Regions from separate parts of the Homo sapiens genome. Here region 1 is linked to region 2. The links are chromatin contacts, found by Hi-C or POLR2A ChIA-PET in ENCODE. All regions are on one chromosome and are shown on one strand. Each heading gives the region's core, a stretch centred on a gene start or an enhancer-like site at or near the end of the contact. The rest is flanking DNA. Distances are from core to core; before and after follow the strand shown. Region 1 has its middle 5.9 kb from the start of SLCO2B1. Region 2 has its middle 48 kb from the start of OR2AT4.

The links. Hi-C counts contacts between places; a loop is a spot of excess contacts on that map. ChIA-PET counts read pairs that join two places held with the same protein, here RNA polymerase II (POLR2A). Pooled maps may share reads with other maps.
Region 1: a loop to region 2 is called in a map of OCI-LY7, with 2.8 times the contacts of the local background. The contact joins two enhancer-like sites. A Hi-C loop is called at or near these places in 2 of 168 maps with a recorded cell type or tissue (HepG2 and OCI-LY7), 1 of 37 single-sample maps with no recorded cell type and 3 of 50 pooled maps. POLR2A ChIA-PET finds 5 or more read pairs at or near these places in 4 of 52 experiments (GM12878, OCI-LY7, T-cell and 1 more).

What each region holds. Positions count from the first base shown.
Region 1 is chr11:75,141,542-75,148,872 of GRCh38, reverse strand. No RefSeq gene overlaps it. Among named protein-coding and RNA genes, the nearest start is that of SLCO2B1, 5.9 kb to the left of the region's middle. RefSeq lists an enhancer at 5,082-6,281. Within about 2 kb of position 5,597, at least 15 of the 41 ENCODE cell types and tissues checked have a DNase peak (open chromatin) inside an H3K27ac peak, as active enhancers do; they include OCI-LY7, where a contact is called at or near this core.
Region 2 is chr11:75,045,300-75,052,625 of GRCh38, reverse strand. No RefSeq gene overlaps it. Among named protein-coding and RNA genes, the nearest start is that of OR2AT4, 48 kb to the left of the region's middle. Within about 2 kb of position 2,870, at least 3 of the 41 ENCODE cell types and tissues checked have a DNase peak (open chromatin) inside an H3K27ac peak, as active enhancers do; they include OCI-LY7, where a contact is called at or near this core.

The DNA.
Region 1 (7,331 bases), core at 4,348-6,847, 94 kb before region 2:
GCCTCTGAGACATAGGCTAACATGCCTTCAGACCAGCTCCCTGGTGAACCCCATAGTCGGCTCCTGCTATGAGTGGCCCAGGTCTGAGGTTTGACCACACTGGTTTGCACCTGGGCTTTGCCATTTGCCAGTGTGTGGTGTTTGCTGTGCTTTGTTCAAGTATTATATGAAGGTGCATTTTACAGAGCGCCACGATGCGTGTGGATCACAACACCATCTGTGGATTCCCACAGTTTACAAAACTTGATGCCTTTTTTAGAGTCCTGTGCCGTTGGCAAAAGCCTAGCACAGTCTGCAAACCTCGGCTGCTTCCAGGGCCCCATAACATTCACAGAGCCCTGTGTCTCATGCTAAGCCTGATGCTGTTCATAAAACCCTGGGCTGTTTGCAGAACCCAAGCCCTTACCTTCTTCAAGCCAACCCACTTAGGAAAATGCCTTCTGATAAACCAGGAAAAATAGGAGACTCTTCATTTTATAGAACTATCTGCTCTGGGGTACAAAGGAAGAGGGCTGGGCCCAGATTAAAGACCTCAAGGCTGGTCTCAGCTCTGTCATAATCCTGCTGTAGGACTTTGGGCTGATCCTTTGTCCTCTCTGGGTCTCTGTCTTCCCATCTGTTAAATGGAGATCCTGACATCCAACCCTCCACCTCAGGCCTGTCCTGAGGATCACTGTGAGATGGCTCAGAAGACGGGGTGTGGGCGGGGTGAAAAGGGGAAGAGTGCCCAGAGGCTTCTTCCTGAAAACGGCTCCAAACTACCACCTCAGCATCTTTGTTCCCACTTCCCTTCTGGCCTGGCAGCCAGGAAGGGGATATCTAAAAATGAGCCATGGGCCAGGCAGACAAGCGAGGGCCTCAGCCAGAGCCTCAGCCTTCCCTGCCCGCTGGATGCTGCCTTGGAGTCAGACCGTCGCTGTGCAGACACACTCCCGTGTATGGCTCGTTAACTCTGCTCAAGGAAGGCAATGTCCTCCTTATTTCACCCATGAGGACACTGCCGCTCACAGAGGCCTCATGTCTTGCCTGAGGCTCCATGTCAAGTATATGGCAGGGGCTGGGATCTGAGCCAAGGGCAGCAAGGATGGATGCCTGGTCCTCAGAAGTCGGAGGTGGAAGGAATATGGAGCTCATTTAATTCAACCTTTCCTTTTTTCAGATTGGTAGACTGGGGCCAGGAGAGTGTGGAGATCACGGGGGAGTCACTGTTTATCTCTCCCTAGATAAGCAGGCTTCAGTCTCTCTAGCTGGTTGATGAGAAACAGGCCCCATCCTGCCAAGCATTCAGGGCTTCCCCTGCCTTTGTTGGCACAACTTCTCCATCAGGACACAGCTCATCTCCTAACTGCGAGGAGAGGAGCAGGTGTGCAGGCCGGGTGGGTGTCCAGGTTGCACAGCCACCTAACCTCAACACAGCCCCTGGCTCTTCCAGTGCCCCACCCTTGTATAGCCCCTGCCGTGCTCCCTGTAGCAGCTTAAACCCCATCTGGAGGTTTCTCCCTACCTCCAACCACTCCCTTTGGAAGCTGCCTCCCCCAGCCACCACCTCCAGGCTCTTTCGCCCCACAGCAGCCTTCCCCTGATTCCAACTCCCTCCATCTCTCAGCAGTTTCTCCCTCCAGCCTATGGGAAAACACACTGTGTTGGAAACTGCATCCTTCCCTGAAAGTGACAGCTCTGGGCCCCAGAAAGAGCATGAGCTTGGGTGTCAGTTCAACCCTGACCCAGTACAAAGCTCTCTGAGGCTGTTTCTTCATCTGTGAAATAGAGATGAAACGTGATAACTGAAAAATCATGAGATCTATAAATTTGGAGAGAAGACTTTATTTCTTTTCTTTCTTCCTTTTTTTCTTTTTCTTTTTTAGAGACAATGTCTCACTCTGTCCCCCAGGCTGAAGTGCAGTGATGCAATCATGGCTTACTGCAGTCTCCATCACCTGGGCTCCAGCGATTCTCCTGCCTCAGGCACCCCAGTAGCTGGGACTACACGTGCATGCCACCCCGGCTGGTTAATTTTGTAAGTTTTTGTAGAGACAGCGTCTCACTATGTTGCCTAGGCTGGTCTCAAGCAGTCCTCCCACCTTGGCCCCCTGAAGTGCTGGGATTATAGGTATGAGACTTTATTTCTCATGAAGAGTTACAGCCTACAAGGTGGCCATTCTGATGGGCTGGGGAGCTCAGTCTTTGGCAGAGTCCAGAGACAGACACTTCAAGGGAGGAGGGGTTGGACAGAAATTTAAGCTGAACGCATTGACCAAATATACATATTCAACAGGTTATAGGAGGAGCTATGAATATTCATGAGGTGATCCTAATGTATGCATATGGAATAAACATGCATGTTTCATAAGACCCATGTTCACCTTGGGTTGGAGACTTAACATTCAAATGCATATATACATCAAAAGGTGAAGCAAGGACATGAAGGGCTCAAGTGCGGTGTCTATAAACTGGCCAGAACCCATCCATGGTCGGTGGTCTCTTATCAGAAAAAATTCCTGAAACAGTCTCTAGTCCAATCAGAGCTATAGTTATGGCTGGTGGAACGGGGATCAGTTAGTTAGTGTCTGGCGGTGGAGGAGCTGCAAATTGTTTTACCACTGCTTATCTCAAGACCAGGGCTTATTTAGCTGCTAGAGAAAAAGAGAAATGTTGTGGCAGTGAGAACATAGTTTATTCTTTAGTGTATGGGTGTGGGACTTAACCCTTGCCTGGCGTGACCCTAGGTCATGTTTATAGTTTGGCATCTTATTGCCACAAAGAGTCCATTCTGTCAGTCTTATGATCTCTGTTTTAACATTAATGCTGCTCAGGTGTAGTGTCTAAGCCACAAAAGGGAGGAGGATAAACGAGGTGTGTCTCTTGTCCCTTCATGGCCAAGAACTCAGTTTTTAAAGGTTTCTCTGGGGTCCCCTTGGCCAAGAGGTGGGTTGTCCATTCAGTGAATTGAGGGGCTTAGATTTTAGTTTTAGTTGACACAAGAAGCCTCCTGGCAGGACTGTCCTAAACCCTGTTATCTTGCCCGATCTTCTCCTAAGTATGTGGTACAGCTTCTTCCTCCTGGGAGACCGCCCCCAGCCTCGCCCAGTGACCTGGGGCTGGTCACTTGCCCTCTCTGATCCTTAGTGCCATTGTCTGCAAAACACCTTCCCAGAGCTGTCATATGGCTTGGATGAGCTGATGGATAGATTAGTGCTTCCAAAATTCTGAGAGCTGAGCAGATATGAGCCATTATTAATACAGCAGTGATGGTGATGGTGATGACTCTTATAATTCTGGAAGCAGAGGATGAGGAGGAAGTAAATCATGACACGTACGTGCCAGGTCAGCCTGATCTCACTGACAACCCAGGAGAATAAATCACTAGGAAGGCCCCCTGAGGTAGGAGGAAGCTCAGGAGAAAAATGGGGACTCTGCAGGTGGGCGGGGGGACCACGGTTCACAGCTGTTGTTCTACAGGTGCTGCAGGGCTCCAGCTTGGGCACTGGCTGGCCTTCAGCCCCCAGCCCTGGCTCTGCCACTGACATGCTGGTCAGGTCTCATTCCCTGCCTGGTCCTCAGTTTCCTTATTATAAAATGGTGGAGGGTGGGGGGTGCAGGTGCAGTGGCTCATGACTACAATCCCAGTGCTTTGGGAGACCGAGGCAGGAAGATTACTTGAGGCCAGGAGTTCGATGCAAGCCTGGGAAACATAGTGAGACCCTGTCTCTACCAAAAATTTAAAAATTAGCCAGGTGTGGTGGCACATGCCTGTGGTCCCAGCTACTGGGGAGGCTGAAGTGGGGAGGATCCCTTGAGCCCAGGAGTTGGAGGCTGCAGTGAGCTATGATCGCACCACTGTACTCCAGCCTGGGCAGCAGAGCGAGACCCTGTCTCTAAAAAAAAAAAAAAAAAAAAAATTTTAATGGTGGTTGGGGATGGGGGTGGTGGGGGTTGGGGGAAGAGTCTCATTCTGCTCTGCCCCTGTCTTTTGGAGTCTCATTCTGCTCATGGCCCACATGAGCTAATGGCTGTGCCACTGTTTTCCTAAAGTGTCAAGTGTGGGATTACAGTTATTAATGTGTCTCCTTGGAGAGAGGACACGGGAGAGGGGTGGTGCAGCAAAGGCTGGGAGGGATGCCGAGGGTGGGAGTTGGGGATGGGGTGAGTGGGGGTGGCAAATGCGCGATGGGAGCAAGCCCCTGCCAGGCCGTGGATAATTTGGAAGAAGGGCCCTGCTCCCTAAAGACTTTGCAACACTGCCCCCTGGGGGCTGGAGAGGAAGCCTGTGCCCTGACTTTTCCTCTGAGGCTTCAGTCAGGGAGGGGACCTTGAAGGACCACTGTCCAGAGGCTGAACTGGGTGGGCCAGAAGAAACCCAGCTAGGGCAGTCATTGCCTGCCCGCGTTCCCCACCTGTCCATTCCACTTCACGAGCCTCTCAAATCTGCAGCCCTGTCCTGGCCTAGCCCACCACTGCTCTTGTCTGGGCCATGCCCCGGCCTCTTTCCTACCTCCAGTTTCACACCAGCCCATCTTCTTGCAAGCCAGAGGGAACTTTCTGACCCTTAAATCCTACCATGCCCCTTTCTGTGTAAAACCCTGACCCAGCTCTCAGTAACCCCAGGAGAGACCATCCTTCTCAGCCTGACACTGAGTGGCCCCTGTCTCTCTGTCCAATCACATCTTCTGCAGGTCACTATCCTCACTCGCAGATGAGACATTACAGGAGTGTTTAGAGCAAGGAAGGCGCTGGGGTAGGACTTCTCGGGTGTGACTGCTGGCTTCCCCCCTTAGTAGCTGTGTTATTTAATTCTTAGTTTGCGGTTTTTTTTTTTTTTTTTGAGACAGAGTCTTGCTCTGTCACCCAGGCTGGAGTGCAGTGGCATGATCTCGGCTCACTGCAACCTCTGCCTCCTGGGTTCAAGCAATTCTCCTGCTTCAGTCTCCTGAGTAGCTGGGACTACAGCTGTGCACCACCACACCTGGCTAATTTTTGTATTTTTAGTAGAGACAAGGTTTCACCATGTTGGCCAGGCTGGTCTGGAACTCATGACCTCAGGTGATCTGCCCATCATGGCCTCCCAAAGTGCTGGGATTACAGGCGTGAGTGCCCAGCCTGCAGTACTTTTTTAAACTGTAAAGTATATATAACATAAAATGTTAACGTAAAATTCAGTGGCATGAAGTACATCTACACTGTTGTACAACCATCCTCACCATCCATCTCCAGACCTCCCTCATCTTTCCAAACGGAGACTCAGATTCATGTGTTCTTCATTCCACCTCTGTTTTCTCATCTGACGGATGGAACTAATCACTGAATGTGTTTTGCATGTGCTTACAGGTGGGTAATAGGTACTCAGGCAATGTTACGATTGTTTTCTTCTCTTGAGGAAGCTGCTCTGGAAAGTCAGTGCAGCAGCACCACATGGAGTGATCTCTAGAAACCCACAGCCTACCGCTGCCCGGCTTCATTTCTGTGGCTCGGGCAGATTTTCTGAGAGCTGCTGGGGAAGCATGCCGCCCATCTCATCTGGGAAGATGAGTCACTTCCTCTGCTGCTGGGTTATGAGCCTAGGGATGGGGAAGGCAGGAAGCAGAACACAAGCAGCTGCTTCTCAGCTGGGCGGGGCCTCCGCAGTGGCTCACATAAGAACCACGTGGCAAGGTGGATTCTCTCTGGTGTCTGGACCAGGGTAGGACACCCTAACTTGCCTGTGTGCCAGCTCTCTCAGGAGGGGCTGGAGCAGGCTAACTTGCTTCCATCAGTGTTGCTTATTCAGAGCACAACAGTTTGCGTTTTGCTTGATTCTCTCCTTTTCACATCATGCTCCCAACACATCATCCGCCCCCCACATTCTGTGCACACACTTCCAAGATTCACTCACTCCAACTGTTCCTGGCATGCGCGTCTAAAATCATCTCACCTTCCAAGTGGCACTGTCCTCATTTAAATGCATGTCTTTTTTTTGTCCCCTAGGTGGAACTAGGGGAGAGACCAGGCCTCAGGCCTCCCTGATGGATCCTGGTTTCTGGCCTGCTCTCTGGCCAGGGGAGCAAGTGGATCTCTCCAGCAAACAAGCTGAATGGTGGTGTCAGAATCAGAGCTGGGTCCAGACAGGACGCTTAGAGGGCCACAGAATCTCCTCCTAAGAGTCCTTCAGCTGGGGACTCTAGTCTTTTCAGTTAAAGACATCAACCATCCTCCAGAAAGAGCCAGCGGTGGCAAGCAGTTAGCTTAAGCAAACCAGTCAAGTCTTTGGAGTAGCTTAGGCTGGAACTCGGCCAACATTAGTTGTGTGGCATGGGGCAGATACTTCATTTTTCTAAGCCTCAGTTTCTTCTTCAAAATGGATGCAATGATCATGACTAACACTCATTATTTGCCAAGCACTGTTCTAAGCACTTGTATCAGCTCAGTTAATGCTCCAAACAACCTATTATAATCCCCAATTTACAGATGAGGAAACTGAGGTACAGAGAGACCTGCCAAGGTCACACAGTTGGTAAGAGGCAGATCAGGATCTTAACCTAGACAATCTGGCCCCAGAGTCCAAGCCCCTAACCATGGCACTTAACCGTCTCAGAGGGCAAATTTGAGGACTCAGTCATTATCCACTGGTCCCTAAGCCATGAGGTTGAATACAGAATGATCCAAGTACTAAGCTGCTGCCTTTGACTGACCCTGGGCATTTTACTTTCCTTGTCAAATCTCAGGTTTCCCTCCTACAACAGGAGGGGCTTGAACCCCAGCTCCGGCTCAGCAGAGAGCTCACCATTTGCCTGGAAACCTGCCCCTCCCTGGTCCCTGTTCTGAGCCCCTCCCATCTCCTCAGAGTCAGCCCCCATCCCTGCAGCCTGTGTGGCAACTCTGCCTTCATATTTCTGTCTGTCTTATTCCCTCTTCTCCCTAAATTCAAAGACCACTCCTTGTTCCTGTAGAACCCTTGCACAGCCTCCTTAATCATCTGTGACTCCCGTCTCCCTAGTTCTAATCCATCCTCCACATTCTACTGGAGCCATCTTTCCAAACACTAATCTTTTTTTTAGACAGGATCTTACTCTGTCATTCAGGCTGGAGTGCAGTGGTGCCATCCTAGCTCACTGTAGCCTCAAACAAGCAATCCTCCCACCTCAAGCTTTCCAAGTAGCCGGGACCACAGGCATGCACCACCATGCACAGCTAATTTTTTTTATTTTTATTTTTGTAGAGACAGAGTCTTGCTATGTTGCCCAGGCTGGTCTCAGACTCCTGGGCTAAAGTGATCCTCCCACCATGGCCTCCCAAAGTGCTGGGATTACAGGTGTGAGACACCTTGCCCAGCTCCCAACCCTAATCTTATTGTGCCC
Region 2 (7,326 bases), core at 1,621-4,120:
CTGAAAGACATCAATCTACACATCCAAGAAGCTAAACAAACCTCAAGTAGGAGAAACTCAAAGACATTCACACCAATATACATTATAATCAAATTGTCAAAAGACAAAGAGAGAGTCTTGAAAGCAGCAAGAGAGACCTGAATAGTCACATGCAAGGGATCCTAAGGAAGACTTACAGATGATTTCTCATCAGAAACCACAAAGACCAGAGGGCAGTGAATTGATATATTTAAAGTGATAAAAGAAAAACAAGTCTGTCAACCAATAATTCTATATATGGCACAATGATTCTTCAAAATGAAATAGAAATTAAGACATTTTCAGATAACAAAGGTTGAGGAAGCTCATCACCAGCAGACCTTCCCTATAAGAAATACTAAGGAAAGTTCTTTCAGTTAAAATGAAAGGATAGTAACAATAAATTGATGCCATATAAAGAAAAAAGATAAGATCTCTGGTAAAGATAACTACACAGATAAATATAAAAATCTAGTATTATTGTATGTTTGGTATATAAATCACTTCTTTTTCCTATATGATTTAAAAGACAAATAAATACAAGAAAAATTATTAATCTATGTTAACAGGAACACAATTTCTAAAGATGTAATTTGTGACAATAACATAAAGGAGGAGAAGACAGCTGTACAGGCACAGAGTTTCTGTATGCTATTGAAGCTAAGCAGGTATCAATTCAAACTAGATTATTATGAATTTAGAATGTTAGTTGTAATTCTTAGGGTAACCATTAAGAAAGTATCTTTAAGATATCCAGAAAAAAAAATGAGGAGGGAATCAAAATGGCACACTACAAGAAAATCAACTAAACACAAAAGAAGGCAGTAGTAAAGGAATTAAGGAACAAAAAAAGATACGACATAAAAAACAAGTAGCAAAATGGCAGAAACAAGCCCTTCTTTACCAGTAATTTCTTTAAAAGAAAATGGATTATATTCTCCAGTTAAAAAGCAGAGATTAGAAGAATGTATTTTTTAAAAAGTATTATCCAGCTATATACTATCTATAAAAGACTCATTTTAGATCCAAAGACAAATACCTTGAATGTGAAAGTATATCAAAATATATCTCATGTGGGGAAAGATGGCAGATAGGAGGCAGGACTAGCATGCAGCTCCCACTCGGATGGATAGAATAGCATGTGGAGACTTTTGCTCCAAGAACTACCACAAGAACATACCAGGAAAGCCAAGAGAATCTACAGAGCCTTTGAAGGAACTGGATCACCAATCCAGGCTCCCTGAGATGCCAAAAAACTGTGAGTCTGCTTGGTTTCTCAACAGGAAGGCTCGTGGTCTGGAGCAAGTTCTCAGCCCAGGTCACTGGCTGCCTGGAAATAGACGTGGTACTGTTGTGGGGGCACAGTGGGAGTGACGCTGGCCTTTAGCACTGCGGGCTGCATGGGAGCAAGGTGAGGCCTTAGACTGCCAACTTTCCCCACTTCCTTGGTGACTCAGAAGAGGCAGCCATAATCCCCTTGGGAATATAACTCCATTGGACTGGGAACCACACCCCCTGACACAGGAGCCACAGCAAGCCCCGCCAAATGAGAGGCTGAGCTCAGACACACCTATCCCTGCTCCCACCTGGTGGTCTTTCTCTACCTGCCCTGCTAGCTGAAGACAAAAGTTATAATCTCTTGGGATCTCTATGGCCCTGCCCACCGCCTGAGAAACCAGAATACTTAACCAGGTTTGCATCCTTCCTATAAAACCACAGCCAATGTGATCTTGCAAGTGCCACCTCCCGACTGGAGGCCAACCAACACAAAACCGGTGCACCAAACAAAAACACAACCAAGGATCCTCACAGAGTCCACTTCACTCTCCCGCTACCTCCACCAGAGCAGGTGCTGGTAGCCATGGCTCTAAGACCTCAAGATAGATCACATCACAGGACTCTTTGCAGACACTCCTAGTACCAGCCCAGAGCCCAGTAGTTCCACAGGGTGGCTAGACTCAGAAGAGCAAAAACAGACACTACAGTTCAGCTCTCAGGAAGCCCCATTCCTAGGGGAAGGGGGAGAACACCACATCAAGGGAGCACCCGGTGGGACAAAAGAATTTGAACAGCAGCCCTTGAATCCCAAATCTTCCCTCTGACAGTCTACCCAAATGAGAAGGAATCAGAAAAACAATTCTGATAATATGACAAAGCAAGGTTCTTTAACACCCCCAAAAGATCATACCAGCTTACCAGTGTGAACCCAGAAAATCTGAAATAGGTCTCAATTTAGAAAGTTTATTTTGCCAAGGTTGACGATGCACCCGTGACACAGCCTTAGCAAGTTCTGACGACATGAGCCCAAGGTGGTCAGGGCACAGCTTAGTTTTATACATTTTAGGGAGACATGAGACATTAATCAATATACATAAGAAGTACATTGGTTCAGTCTGGAAAGGCAGGACAACTTGAAGCAAAGGTAGGAAGACTCAAAGTGGGGAGGGGACTTCCAGGTCACAGACAGGTGAGAGGAACAGTTGCATTCTTACGAGTTTCTAATCAGCCTCTTCGAAGGAAGCAATCAGATATGCATCCATGTCAGTGAGCAGAGGGGTGACTTTGAATAGAATGGAAGGCAGGTTTGCCCCAAGCATTTCCCAGCTTGACTTTTCTCTTTAGCTTAGTGATTTAGGGGCCCCAAGATTTATTTTCCTTTCACATCAGCAATGGATCCAAATCAAGATGAAATCTCTGAATTGCCAGAAAAAGAATTCAGAAGGTCGATTATTAAGTTAATCAAGGAGGTGAGAGGAGAGAAAGACCCTCTCACATTGTTTTATATTGTTTCATATTCAGTAAAAACAACAAGGAAGTAAAACCAAAGACAGGCAGCCTGGCGCCAGGCCCGAAACCAGGCCTGGGCCCACCTGGCCTAAACCCAGTAGTTAAAAATCAACTTATGATTTAGAAGCAGATGTTATTCATAGATTCCTTACATTGTATAGAAGAACATTGTGAAACTCCCTGCCCTGTTCTGTTCCTCCCTGACTACCGGTGCATGCAGCCCCTGTCACGTACCCCTTGCTTGCTCAAATCAATCACGACCCTTTCATGTGAAATCTTTAGTGTTGTGAGCCCTTAAAAGGGACAGAAATTGTGCACTCGGGGAGCTCGGATTTTGAGACAGTAGCTGGCTGATGATCCCAGCTGAATAAAGCCCTTCCTTCTACAACTTGGTGTCTGAGAGGTTTTGTCTGTGGATCATCCTGCTACAGAGGTACCAGAGTAAAGTGAAGTCCAACTTAAAGAAATCAAAAACATGATACAGGATATGAAAGGAACATTCTTCAGTGAAATAGATAGCATAAATAAAAAACAATCACAACTTCTGGAAATCAAGGACACACTTAGAGAAATGCAAAATGCACTGGAAAGTCTCAGCAATAAAATTGAACAAGCAGAAGAAAGAAATTCAGAGCTCAAAGACAAGGCTTTTGAATCTGCCCAATCCATCAGAGACAAAAAAGAATTTTTAAAAATGAACAAAGCCTCCAAGGAGTTTGAAACTATGTTAAATGTCCAAACCTAAGAATAATTGGTGTTCTCAAGGAAGAAGATAAATCTAAAAGTATGGAAAACATATTTGAGGAAATAATAGAGGAAAACTTCTCCAGCCTTGCTAGAGATCTAGACATTCAAATACAAGAAGCTCAAAAAACATCTGGGAAATTCATCACAAAAAGATCATCGCCTAGGCACATAGTCATCAGGTTATCTAAAGTCAAGACAAAGGAAAGAATCTTAAGAGCTGTGAGGCAAAAGCATCAAGTAACCCATAAAGGAAAACTTATCAGATTAACAGCAGAAACCCTACAAGCTAGAAGGGATTGAGGTCCTATTTTTAGCCTCCTTAAACAAAACAAGTATCAGCCAATAATTTTGTGAAACTAAGCTTCATACATGAAGGAAAGATACATTCTTTTCCAGACAAACAAATGCTGAGAGAATTCGCCACTACCAAGCCAGCACTACAAGAACTGCTAAAAGGAGCTCTAAATCTTGAAACAAATCCATGAAATACACCAAAACAGAACCTCCTTAAAGCATAAATCTCATGGGACCTATATAATAATAACACAATGAAAAAAAAAACCCAAGGTATTCAGGCAAAAAAATAGCATTATGAATAGAATAGCTCTTCATATCTCAACACTAACATTGAATGTGTATGACCTAAATGCCCCACTTAAAAGATACGGAATGGCAGAATGAATAAGAATTCACCAATCAAGTTTCTACTGTCTTCAGGAGACTCACCTAACACATACGGATTCACATAAACTTAAGGTAAAGGGGTGGAAAAAGATATTCCATGCAAATGGACACTAAAAATGAGCAGGAGGAGCTATTCTTATATCAGACAAAATAAACTTTAAAGCAACAACAGTTATAAAAGACAAAGAGGGACATCATATAATGATAAAAGGACTAGTCGAGCAGGAAAATATCACAATTCTAAATATAGATGCACCTAACACTGGAGCTCTCAAATTTATAAAACAATTACTACTTGACCTAAGGAGATAGGCAGCAACACAATAATAGTGGCGGACTTTAATACTCCACTGACAGCACTAGACAGGTCATCAAGACAGAAAGTCTACAAAGAATCAATGGACTTAAACTATATTCTACAACAAAAGGACTTAACAGATATTTACAGAACATTCTACTCAACAACTGCAGAATATACATTCTATTCATCAGCACATGGCACATTCTCCAAGACAGACCATATGATAGGCCACAAAACAAGTCTCAGTAAATTTAAGAAAACTGAAATTGTATCAAGTACTCTCTCATACCACAGTAGATTAGAACTGGAAATCAACTCCAAAAGGAACCCTCAAAACCAGGCAAATACATAGAAATTAAATAACCTGCTCTTGAATGATCACTGGGTCAACAATGAAATCAAGAGGGAAATTTAAAAATTCTTTGAACTGAATGATAATAGTGATTTCACCAGTGGAGAGTGTCCAGGCTCTTGGCATCTTGAACAAAGAACTGGACAAAACACACAAACAAAGCAGGGAAGGGATGAACAGGTTTATTGAAAAAATGAAAGTACACTCCACAGCGTGGGAGTGGGCCAAAGCATAGGAGCTCAAAGGCCCCGTTACAGAATTTTGGGGAGTTTAAATACCCGCTAGAGGATTCCATTGGTTACTTTGGGTACACCCTATGTAAATGGAGAGGATGAAGTAAAGTTACAAAGTCATTTATGGCATACGCCCTATGGAGAGGATATTTCCTGTCATAGCTGAAGTGTGAATCAGCCTTATGTTCCCTACCTCCAGACCCTATTTTCCTGCCTCAGTGACATAACCTATCAAAACCTCTGGAGTACAGCAAAAGCAGTGTTAAGAGGAAAGTTCATACCATTAAATGCCCACATCAAAAAGTCTGAGAGAGCACAAATAGATAATCTAAGGTCACATCTCATGGAACTGGAGATGTAGCAGGACAAGCTGCAGACAAAATTCCTTAGACACAGGGTTAAAGAACGAAGGAGCTTTATTCGGCTGGGAGCTTCAGCAGACTTGCATCTCAAAAGCTGAGCTCCCCAAGTGAGCAATTCCTGTCCCATTTAAGGGCTTACAACTCTAAGGGGGTCCATGTGAGAGGGTTGTGATCGATTGAGCCAGCACGGGGTACGTGACTGGGGGCTGCATGCACCAGTAATTAGAATGGAACAGAACAGGACAGAGATTTTCACAATGCTTTTCCATGCAATGTCTGGAATCTATAGATAACACAAGCAGTTAGGTCAGGGGTTGATTTTTAACTACCAGGCCCAGGGCTTGCATCGGGCTATCTGCCTGCGGATTTCATTTCTGACTTTTAGTTTTTACTTCTTTCTTTGGAGGCAGAAATTGGGCATAAGACAATATGAGGGGTGTTCTCCTCCCTTATTCTCCCACTTTTGAGAACTTCACTCATTAGTGGGAGTTCTCACTTTCATCCTCACTACCCATGCCTTCTCGTAGGACAGATCAATAGTGATTTATATAGTATACGTGTGCTGAAGCATTTTGGTGAACTAAGGTAGCGATGAAGCTTTTTATCATTTGAAGGAGTACAGGTAGCAAACAAGGGAATAGTAAGCAGGTTCCTATTACTATTATAATTTCTATTATAAGAGTTTTAAATCCTCCTAGTGCTGGGAACCATTTTCTAAACATGGCCCTAGGATTAAATCCATGCCACACTTGCACGGGCACATATGCCAGTTTTGTCATATCTTTAACTATGTCTTCAACTGCTTACCCTTGATCGTCTATGTGTAGACAGCAATTGGTAAGGTTAAATTTCCCACAGACCTCTCCCTCAGCTGCTAGCAAGCAGTCGAGAGCCAAACTATTTTGATAGATAGCATTTCTCATCTGAGTTTCTTGCCGGGCCAGAATAGTCAAGACTTTGCCAGTTTTATTAGTGATTATTTCTAAGACAGCTTGTAACCATATGATTTGGTTGAGCATGTAAATGGGGTTCCAGTATCCCCACGAGCCATCTTATGCCTAAGTAGCAGGCCCATAGTATTGTATGACTTTCTTAGGGGGCCATTTATCATCTTTCCAATTACCTATAGCTATGTTTCTCTTTTTGGGGGAAGCATAAACAGGGAAGCCCAGGAGTTCACCTGTTTTTATGGGCAGTAGGAAGAAGGATGGTTTAATAGTGCCAATAACACAACAACTACCTGCCCACTGGATGGGTAATTTGGCGTAAGCTCTATATCTGCATATCCAGTATATTCCAGTGGGGGCTGTCCAGTCCTGGTGGGACTCTGGGTGGGCCCACAAGGTTTGCAACTTTGGGAATGTACTAAATGGATTATTTTTAGTATGGTTTAGACCTCACCAGGTGACTCTTTTTAATTTTATTTTAAAAACTGTGACTGGCCAGGCACAGTGGCTCACGCCTGCAATCCCAGCACTTTGGGAGGCCAAGGCAGCGGATCACGAAGTCAGGAGATCGAAACCATCCTGGCTAACATGGTGAAACCCCGTCTCTACTAAAAATACAAAAACAATTAGCTAGGCGTGTTGGCGGGTGCCTGTAGTCCCAGCTACTCGAGAGGCTGAGTCAGGAGAATGGCGTGAACTGGGGAGGCGGAGCTTGCAGTGAGCCGAGATCGCGCCACTGCATTCCAGCCTGGGCGACAGAGTGAGAGTGAGGCTTTGTCTCAAACAACAACAACAACAACAAAAACCAAAAAACAAAAAACAAAACACAAATGGCTCAGATGGGTTATAACACACATCAGGCTGGTCACTTCCTGGGCTACATACCTTGTACTGG